Regions from separate parts of the Homo sapiens genome. Here region 2 is linked to region 1. A link is an interaction called in ENCODE POLR2A ChIA-PET data of the cell type or tissue named here. Cell type or tissue: MCF 10A. All regions are shown on one strand. Each heading gives the region's core, and the rest is flanking DNA. Links, peaks and the distances in the headings are about the cores only. Region 1 has its middle 5.5 kb from the start of ANXA7. Region 2 overlaps CFAP70 (cilia and flagella associated protein 70).

Region 1 (4,401 bases), core at 84-4,083:
TGATCCTCCCACCTCAGCCTCCCTAGTAGCTGGGACCACAAGTGCAAGCCACCATGCCCAGCCAATTTTTGTATTTTTTGTAGAGACAGGGTTTTGCCATGTTGCCCAGGCTGGTCTTGAACTCCTGAGCTCAAGAGATCCACCCTCCTCAGCCTCCCAAAGTGCTGAGATTATGAGCCACTGTGCCCGGCCCCCAGTTCCAAAACCTATAATCAATTGTATACTTAGCAGTTCAATATCCCTAATCTGAAAACCCAAAATGCTCCTGTGAGCGTATCCTTTGAGTGCTATGTCGGCACTCCAAAAGTTTCAGGTTTTGGACCATTTTGGATCTCGGTACTCAAAAAGCTTTGGATTTTGGAGCATTTTGAATTTCAAATTTTTGGATTAGGGATGCTCAACCTGTACAAAATAGTAGTAGTCAAGACAATGTGATACTGGCATAGAATAGACATAAGGTCAGTGCAGTAGAATTGAGAATTGTCTTAGTCTGCTTGGGCTGCTGTAACAAAATACTGTAAACTGTGTGGCTTGTAAACATCAAATTTATTTTCCACATTTCTGGAAGCTGGAAAGTCCAAGATCAAGGCACTAGCAGATTTCGTGTCTGAGAAGGGCATGTTCTTACTGTGGAAGGGGCGACTGAGCTCACTCTTTCCTCTTTTACAAGGACACTAATCCCACTCATGAGGGCTCTGCCCTCATGACCTAATAATTTCCCAAAGATCCCACCTCCTAAAGCCGGAGGTTAGGATTTCAGCACGTGAATTTGTGTATGTGTGGTGTATGTATGTGTATGTGTATGTATTGGGGTGGAGGAGGCTCACAAAACATTCAGACTGTAACAAGAATAGCAGGGCATGGTGGTTCATGCCTGTAATCCCAGCACTTTGGGAGGCCAAGGCAAGCAGATCGTTTGAGCCCAGGAGCTTGAGACCAGTGTGGGAAACATCCCAAAACCCCGTCTCTAAAAAAAATACAAAAAAAATTAGCTGGGCATGGTGACACATACCTGTAGTCCTAGCTACTTGAGGGGCTGAGGTGAGAGGATCGCTTGAGCGCAGGAGGTTGAGGCTGCAGTGAGCCAAGATTGTGCCACTGCACTTCAGCCTGGGTGAAAAGTGAGAATCTGTCTCAAAAAAAAAAAAAGAAAAAAAAAACCTTAACATTTATGGTCAATTGATTTTTCACAAGGGTACATAAACAATTAATTGGGAAAAGAACAGACTTTTCAACAAATAGTGCTGGGACAACTGGATATCCAGATGCAGAAGAATAAAGCTATACCCCCACCTCACACAATATACATAGATTAACTCAAAATGGTTCAAATACCCAAAACTAAAACTCTTCAAAGAAAAAAAAGGGGAAAATCTTTGTGAACTTATCTGGCAATGTTTTCTTAGGTATGACACCAAAAACACAAGCAACCAAAATAAAAATAAATAAATTAGACTATCAAAATTTAAAATTTTAGGCCAGGTGTGGTGGCTCACACCTGTAATCCCAACATTTTAGGAGGCAAAGACAGGAGGACTGCTTAAGCCCAGAAGTTCAAGATGAGCCTAAGCAACATAGACCTATCTCTACAAAAAAAAAAAAATTAGTGGGCATGGTGGCGCATGCCTGTAGTCACACTACCTGGGAGGCTGAGGTGGAAAGATCGCTTGAGCCCAGGAGGCTGCAGTGAGCCATGATCGCACTCCAGCCTGGGTGACAGAGCGAGATCCTGTCTCAAAAAAAAAAAAAAAGAATGAGAGAAAATATTAATAAATTATATATCTGATAAGGGACCTACAACTTAAAAGGACAGATAACCCAATTAAAAATGGGCAAAGGATCTGAACAGACATTTCTCCAAAAAAGATGTATAAAGGGCCAATAAGTACATGAAAAGATGCTCAACATCATCAATCATTAAGGTATACAAATTAAAATTATAATGAGATACCACTTCATACCCACTACGATGGCTATGATGAAAAAAAGAGGTAGTAACAAATGTTGATGAGGATGTGAAGAAATTGTAACCTTCATACACTGCTGGTGGGAATGTAAAATGATGCAGCCAATTTGGAAAACAGTCTGGCAGTTCCTCAAACAGTTAAACATTGAGGGCCAGGTAATGATGACTCACGCCTGTAATCCCAGCACTTTGGGAGGCTGAGCTAGGAGTACTGCTTAAAGCAAGGAGTTTAAGACCAGCCTGGGCAACGAATCAAGACCCTGTCTCTTTAAAAAAAAAAAAAAAGTTAAAAATTGACTTACCATTTGACCCAGAAGTTTTGCTCATAGGTTTGTACCCATGAGAAATGAAATCATATGTATATAAATATTCATAGCAGCATTATTCATGACAGCCAAAAGATGAAAACAACCAAAATATCCATCAGCTTATGAATGGATAAGCAAAATGTGGTAAATCCTTACAAGGAAATAGTATTTGACCATAAAAGTAATGAAATACTGATTCATGTTACAATATGAAAGCCAGTTACAAAAGACTACATATTGTACAAGTGCATTTATATGAAATGTTCAGAATAGGCAAGTCTATGGAGACAAAGTAGATTAGTGGCTACATGTGGAGGGGAAGGATGGGGGTATTGGGGGCGACGGGTAAAGGATATGGGATATAACCATTCTAAAATTGATTGTGGTGGTAGATGCACAACTCTGAATGTACTAAAAATCATTGAATTGTACACATTATATGGGTGAATTATATTTCAATAAAGCTATTACCAAATTTTTCTAATCTTAGAGAATGTAAAAAATAAGGATATTTAAATCCTTAACACAGTACCTAGCAAATAGTATGTCCTTAGTAGCTATTATTTGATAAATATCATTTTGAATTTTGCTCAGTAACACAGATTGAACTAGCAGTAGTGTGTAAGATGGTTTGGTAATGGAAAATCCAGTTAGGACACTATTGTCATGGTTCAGACGAGATAATGTAGGTGTCAGCTAAGATTATATCAGTAGGTATGGAGAGCAAGAGGTAATTTTTAACTACAAGTAAAGTAAATAGTGACATTTTGCAGGTAGAACATGAAAGTAAAATCTAGGATTTGTTTGCTGATTGTGATGGATGAAGGGTGATGTATCTGTCAGCCAGAATATAATTAGAAACTACACAGTAACAGGTGGCGCAAAAACATCCAATTTAGTAGAATGGTGGTGATAGTACACAAAAGTCCAAATGCCTAGCTTATTGTCAAATGCTGAGGATTCTAAGATGGCTTCTGCCCTTATAGGAGACTGACATAAGCAAGGACAATATAATGGAGTTATGTTTTCTAAAGTCAGCATATGAAATGAAAAAAAATTTTCAAAACTACCTTTGAAAATCCTTTAGGGTAGCACATGGGTTCTCTCAGTAGGTCTATCAGAGCCAGTTTTTCCCAGTGCTGGAAATAAATCTGTATTTGGCTGATCACCAGACGAAGTAGTTGGCTTGGGTTTTGGGGGCCCTATTGTAGTCAATCAGACAATCAATTATTTATCAAACACTCACTACTAGGCTCTAAAGATATCCCTGTTCTCAAGGAGCTTACATTCTAGATGGGGACAGAAACAGTAAACACACAGAATTTCAGATGCTTTTTTTTTTTTTTTTTTTTTTTTTTTTTTTTTTTTTGAGACGGAGTCTCGCTCTGTCGCCCAGGCTGGAGTGCAGTGGCGGGATCTCGGCTCATTGCAAGCTCCGCCTCCCGGGTTCACGCCATTCTCCTGCCTCAGCCTCCCAAGTAGCTGGGACTACAGGCGCCCGCCACTACGCCCGGCTAATTTTTTGTATTTTTAGTAGAGACGGGGTTTCACCGTTTTTAGCCGGGATGGTCTCGATCTCCTGACCTCGTGATCCGCCCGCCTCGGCCTCCCAAAGTGCTGGGATTACAGGCGTGAGCCACCGCGCCCGGCCAGAATTTCAGATGCTTTTAAGTGGTATAAGGAAAATTAAATAATGAGCATAGCTGCTAGTGGTGGTTGTGCTGGTGGCAGCTACTAATGTTCAGGAAATACCTTGAGGAGATGACATTTTTTGTTTGTTTTTTTGAGATAGGGTCAGGCTCTGTCACCCAGGCTGGAGTGCAGTAGTGAGATCTTGGCTTACTACAGCCTCTGCCTCCCAGGTTCAAGTGATTCTCCCCTGTGAGCCTCCTAAGTAGATGGATTACAAGTGCACACTACTATGCCTGACTAATTTTTGTGTTTTTTGTAGAGATGGGGTCTCGCCATGTTGCCCAGGCTGGTCTCCAACTCCTGGGTTTCAGTGATCTGCCTGCCTTGGGCCTCCCAAAGTGCTAGGATTATAGGTGTGAGCCAACTCACCCAGCCAGGAGACCACATTTGAGATGACACCATGGAGAACATTCCCAGTAGAAGCAATAGCAAGTG
Region 2 (4,401 bases), core at 162-4,161, 120 kb after region 1:
TGTGTTCTTAGTAGATCAGATGCATGTAGCCCTAAACCAGGTAAGTGTCAAGAACTGAGAGCACTTTCTTTTCTCTGTAGAGCATCAGAGTCTTCTATGAATAATTCCTTCCTTTGTTTATTCAACGAATATTTATTGAAGTGTCTGCTCTGTGCTAGGCACTGAAAACACAAAGATGAGTAAGAAACTGCCTAAGCCTAATCAGTTTAAGACTAATTTTGGAAAAAAACAAGGAGATATGCTCTTTCAATTTCCTAGAAAAATAAATTTCACAACTTTAAAAAATGTGATGGAATTGTCAAAAATAGATTAAATATGTTGCATAAATTGTGAAATGAAAATTATCATTCTATTTATTCTGTGAACAGGTACAATTCTTAATTTTTTATTGAATATCATAAAAGCAGAGAAAAACTTTGAGTTTTCAGATATTATACCCAAATGACAGTGACACTTCAAACATGCCTTTTCTGTTTGACTGGTGGTCTGCTGTCCCACCCACTTTTCTGTTTATATTTGTAAGTCTTCCATCTTGCCTTCATTTGCTTATTTTTATTTGTATTCAGGGGTAGTTTATTTGAAACCAGTGACAAAGTCACAGTCTTTTTGTCCCCTGGTAGTGTCTAACCATCTGTGCCTCCTCAAATTCTTTATTCTATTTGCTTTTCCCTTCCTTGTTTTTCTTCTCTACCACCATCACCTCTTGTTTCACTTTGTTCTGTCTTTCTGGAGAAGGTAGGACAGGAGTGTCCAGCATCAAAGGATTAAGAGAACAGTCCTGCCTTGGGCATGGATGATTTGATTTGAAAAGCAATTGAGAGTGGAGCATGAGAAAAAGAAGTTTTGACTTTTTCCTCACTAGTAGCTGGGAGCAATACATTGAATTATTTTACACTGAGGTATAATATGATCAGGTTTACATTTGCTAAAACACTCTGATAGCACTATGGAGGATGAGTTAGAGGTGACAAAACTGTGATGTTAGTTGATTATTGCATAATAAGGAGGAAAAAGTTTAAGTTAAGTTTAAGTTTCAATGGGTAATTGATGCCATTCAGTACTTCTTGGTTGATACTAAAAAGAAAAGAAAAACATTAACCAGGACATGGAATGCAATTATGAGTAAATTTGGTGGGAGGCAGATGGTACTGAATTCGCTTTTGAACATAGGCTCTAGTGGGGTTTTGCCCAAGACAGAGATCTGAGCTAGAGATGAGATTTGGGGAGCTATGAAATATGGATGCTATGGTCATAGATGAACTGCCTGAGAAAAACATAAGAGAGAAGAGAGCTGGCAGTAGAACTCTAGGAAATACCAACATTTAAGGAATGAATGAAAAATTGAAAGAGACAAGTGGGATTGTTAAAGAGGCAAAGAGCCAGAGACAATGGTGTCACAGAAGCCAAAGGAAAAGAATTTTAAGGAAAAGTGGTCAACATTGTTAAATACTCCTAGGAATTCAAGAAAAACAAATCTAAAGTCTTCACTGGATTTGACAATAAGGAAGTTATTGTTAACCTTTACATAGCAATATTATTGGGCTAATGGGGGGATTCAAATTATGATGAATTGAGTAAATGAGCAATCAAGAAACAGATGAATATAAATTCAAGTTGGATGACGAAGGAAAAAACTGGAAAAGTAGTAGCTAGAAGTTATAGGGATTTTCTTCCCTCCCTCCCTCCCTCCCTTCCTCCCTTCCTCCCTTCCTCCCTTCCTTCCTTCCTTCATTTCTTTCTTTCTCTTTCTCTCTCTCTCTCTTTCTCCCTTTCTCTCTTTCTTTCTCGCCCAGGCTGGAGTGCAGCAGTGCAATCATGGCTCACTATAGCTTCAACTTCCCAGGCTCAAGCAATCCTGCCACCTCAGCCTCTCAAGTAGCTGGGACTACAGGTGCACACCACGCCTAACTAATTTTTGTATTTTTTTGTAGAGATGGGGTTTCACCATGTTGCCCAGGCTGGTCTCGAACTCTTGGACTCAAGCGATCCACCAGCCATGGCCTTCCAAAGTGCTGGGATTACAGGCATGAGCCACCCGCTCCTGGCCTGGGATTTTCTTTTTAAGATGAAAAAGACTTGAGCACATCCACAGGTTTGGGAAAAAGTCAGCAGAGTGGGAGAAGCTGAAAATTGAGGAAAGAGAGGGGATAATTGATGGCAGGCTCAGGGTATACACCTGGGAAAGGACCAAGAATTTAAATGGAAGGATTAACTTTGGAACAGTGCAGGCTGCAATACCTCTTTCTCTGAGACTGAAAAGAAAGCGATACAATAGATCCAGAAATAAATAATTTAGCTAGGGAGTATAATAGTTGAGGGATTTCTTACTTAATGATTTCTATTATCTCTGTGAAGTAAGGTCTTTACTGAAAGTGAAGGAGATGAGGATTGAATGAAAAACTTGAAGAAAGAGAAGAAAACTTAGATACTGCAAAGCATTATGGAATATGCTGCTAAGCAAAGACAAATACATAGATTACTAAGGGTATTAAAGGTCTCCAGCTAAGACTGAATGCCACAAGAGCTTGTGGCAGCTTAGATACCAATCTCTGTGTCTATGCAGTTTTCCTTAGGACCAGTTAGCTGCTCTTGTCTTGGAATGAAGAAGTCAGATTGTGCTATTGTTTTAAGTTGAGAATTTTCAGGACAAATGCAGGAGAAGGACAAGGATGCCTGAGATGAAAGTATGCTGGTGAGAAAGTAGCCTGAGTGGGTTATCATGAGGTTCAGACTGATCCATCTGGGAAGTGATGGGCTTATTGGAACTGAAGGAAATAAAGTCAGCAGTTTTCAGTGGGCTAAGTAACAAAAAGGTGGAAGACAAGACATGGAGTGTTGGTTCTGGGAGTGGGATATTAGAGTATTCTGTTTTGGGTGTAGAAGTGCATCGCTGCAGGGATTTGGGGGTCAAGATAATCAAAACTAAAAAGAACAGGACAAAAGTATTAATCAATGATCAGAAACTCTCTTTGGCCTATCTCAAATTTGGCTTTACTGTCCACATTTCTTAGCAATTATCCTTATTAAAATCACTGATATTATTTTGACTTCTAATTAAAGAATTTTGTGGACTCTTTCTTGACCATAGCTTCTGACTCAGGAGATTCCTAATTACACCAGACCTGCTCTCCCAATCTTTGTGTATAGGATATATTCTTTTTCTGGTTTTCCTCCTACCTTTTTGTTTCCTTTGAAGGATCTATCAGTCTATATTTCCTACTAAAACTATAGATTTGGCTTCTAAAGGTTTACCCTTAATCTCCTGTTTTCTTCACATTTAAAGACCCTAGCGAGGGCTTGCCAACCTTTTTCATGTCATGACACAAAAAAATGATAGTATTTGTCATATACACTACAGAAAATGAAGGAAGCTGTTTGAGGTCAGAGGTGACCTGCATAGGGACTATGAATGCCCTGAGGGTTGAGGCAGTTATTTCTGCCCTAAGCAATTTTTACTTACTTCCATGAGCTCAGACTGTTGGTATTCAGATACCTGAGCTTCTCCTTCACCCTTGACATTTCTCTCCTGGTTCACTCTTATTCTTTTACTTTTTTGGCAAGACTGTCATTATAGACATCAATCAGTAACATTTTAGACGTCATAACTGGATCTCACATCGGATTTATGCTTATGAAACCTCTCTACTTGTAATTGTTTCATTTTTGTCTACCTAACATCTTGACATTGACAAGACCATGCCAGATGATGTCCAAGGCACTGTTGCAACCATTTATACAAGCAGTGAACAGCTTCAACTCTTTGCATTTGAAGCAGAAGTCAATGAGAACTTTGAGATGGCAGCAGCATATTATAAAGAGGTAATTAAACATCTTCCCAGTGATTGTTACTATTATTTGTGAAATATGGGCATAATAGTAATTTTTGATTGTTTAAAATCCAACTTGATTGGTGAAAGGGTAGACACATAGAACAATAAAGTCCAAAAATAGGTTCCCACCAATAAGGTCATTCAATTTTTGACAAACCTAAAAGAAATTTAATGGAGAAAGGATAGTCTTTTCAGTAAATAGTGTTAGAACAATTGCAAAAAATAAAATAAACCTCAACCTTAAACATTTTACAAAACTCAACTCCAAATGGAACATATATCTAAATGTAAGATGTAAAACTACAACACTTTTAGAAGAAACATAGGACAGAATCTTGACCTGGAATCAGGTAGAGTTCTTAGACGTGACACCGAAGCATGATCGATCAAAGAAAAATGTGATAAATGGATAACTTTGCTCCATAGAGCAAAGTTAAAAACATTTGCTCTATGGAGGTCATAAGAGAAAGAAAAGGAAAAGTACAGATTAGGAGAAAATATTTATAAAACATATGTATGACAAAGGATTTGTATCCAGAATATAAAGCACTCTCAAAACTAAAAAATATTT

Evidence for each region. Peaks named below come from ENCODE experiments on the same cell type or tissue, not always from the same donor. Only the 100,000 strongest peaks of a DNase experiment are listed, where the experiment ranks them.
Region 2: POLR2A ChIA-PET joins it to region 1 with 5 read pairs; 4 of 35 experiments call an interaction of 5 or more read pairs at or near these places.

The regions. Positions count from the first base shown.
Region 1 is chr10:73,417,374-73,421,774 of GRCh38, reverse strand. No RefSeq gene overlaps it. Among named protein-coding and RNA genes, the nearest start is that of ANXA7, 5.5 kb to the right of the region's middle. In MCF 10A, for the core only: no CTCF peak of the experiment used is centred there; a DNase peak (open chromatin) is centred at 2,144.
Region 2 is chr10:73,292,681-73,297,081 of GRCh38, reverse strand. CFAP70 (cilia and flagella associated protein 70) reads left to right here. Exons shown (of 28, transcript NM_001367801.1): 16 at 1-40; 17 at 3,694-3,819. Among named protein-coding and RNA genes, the nearest start is that of MRPS16, 42 kb to the right of the region's middle. In MCF 10A, for the core only: no CTCF peak of the experiment used is centred there; no DNase peak of the experiment used is centred there.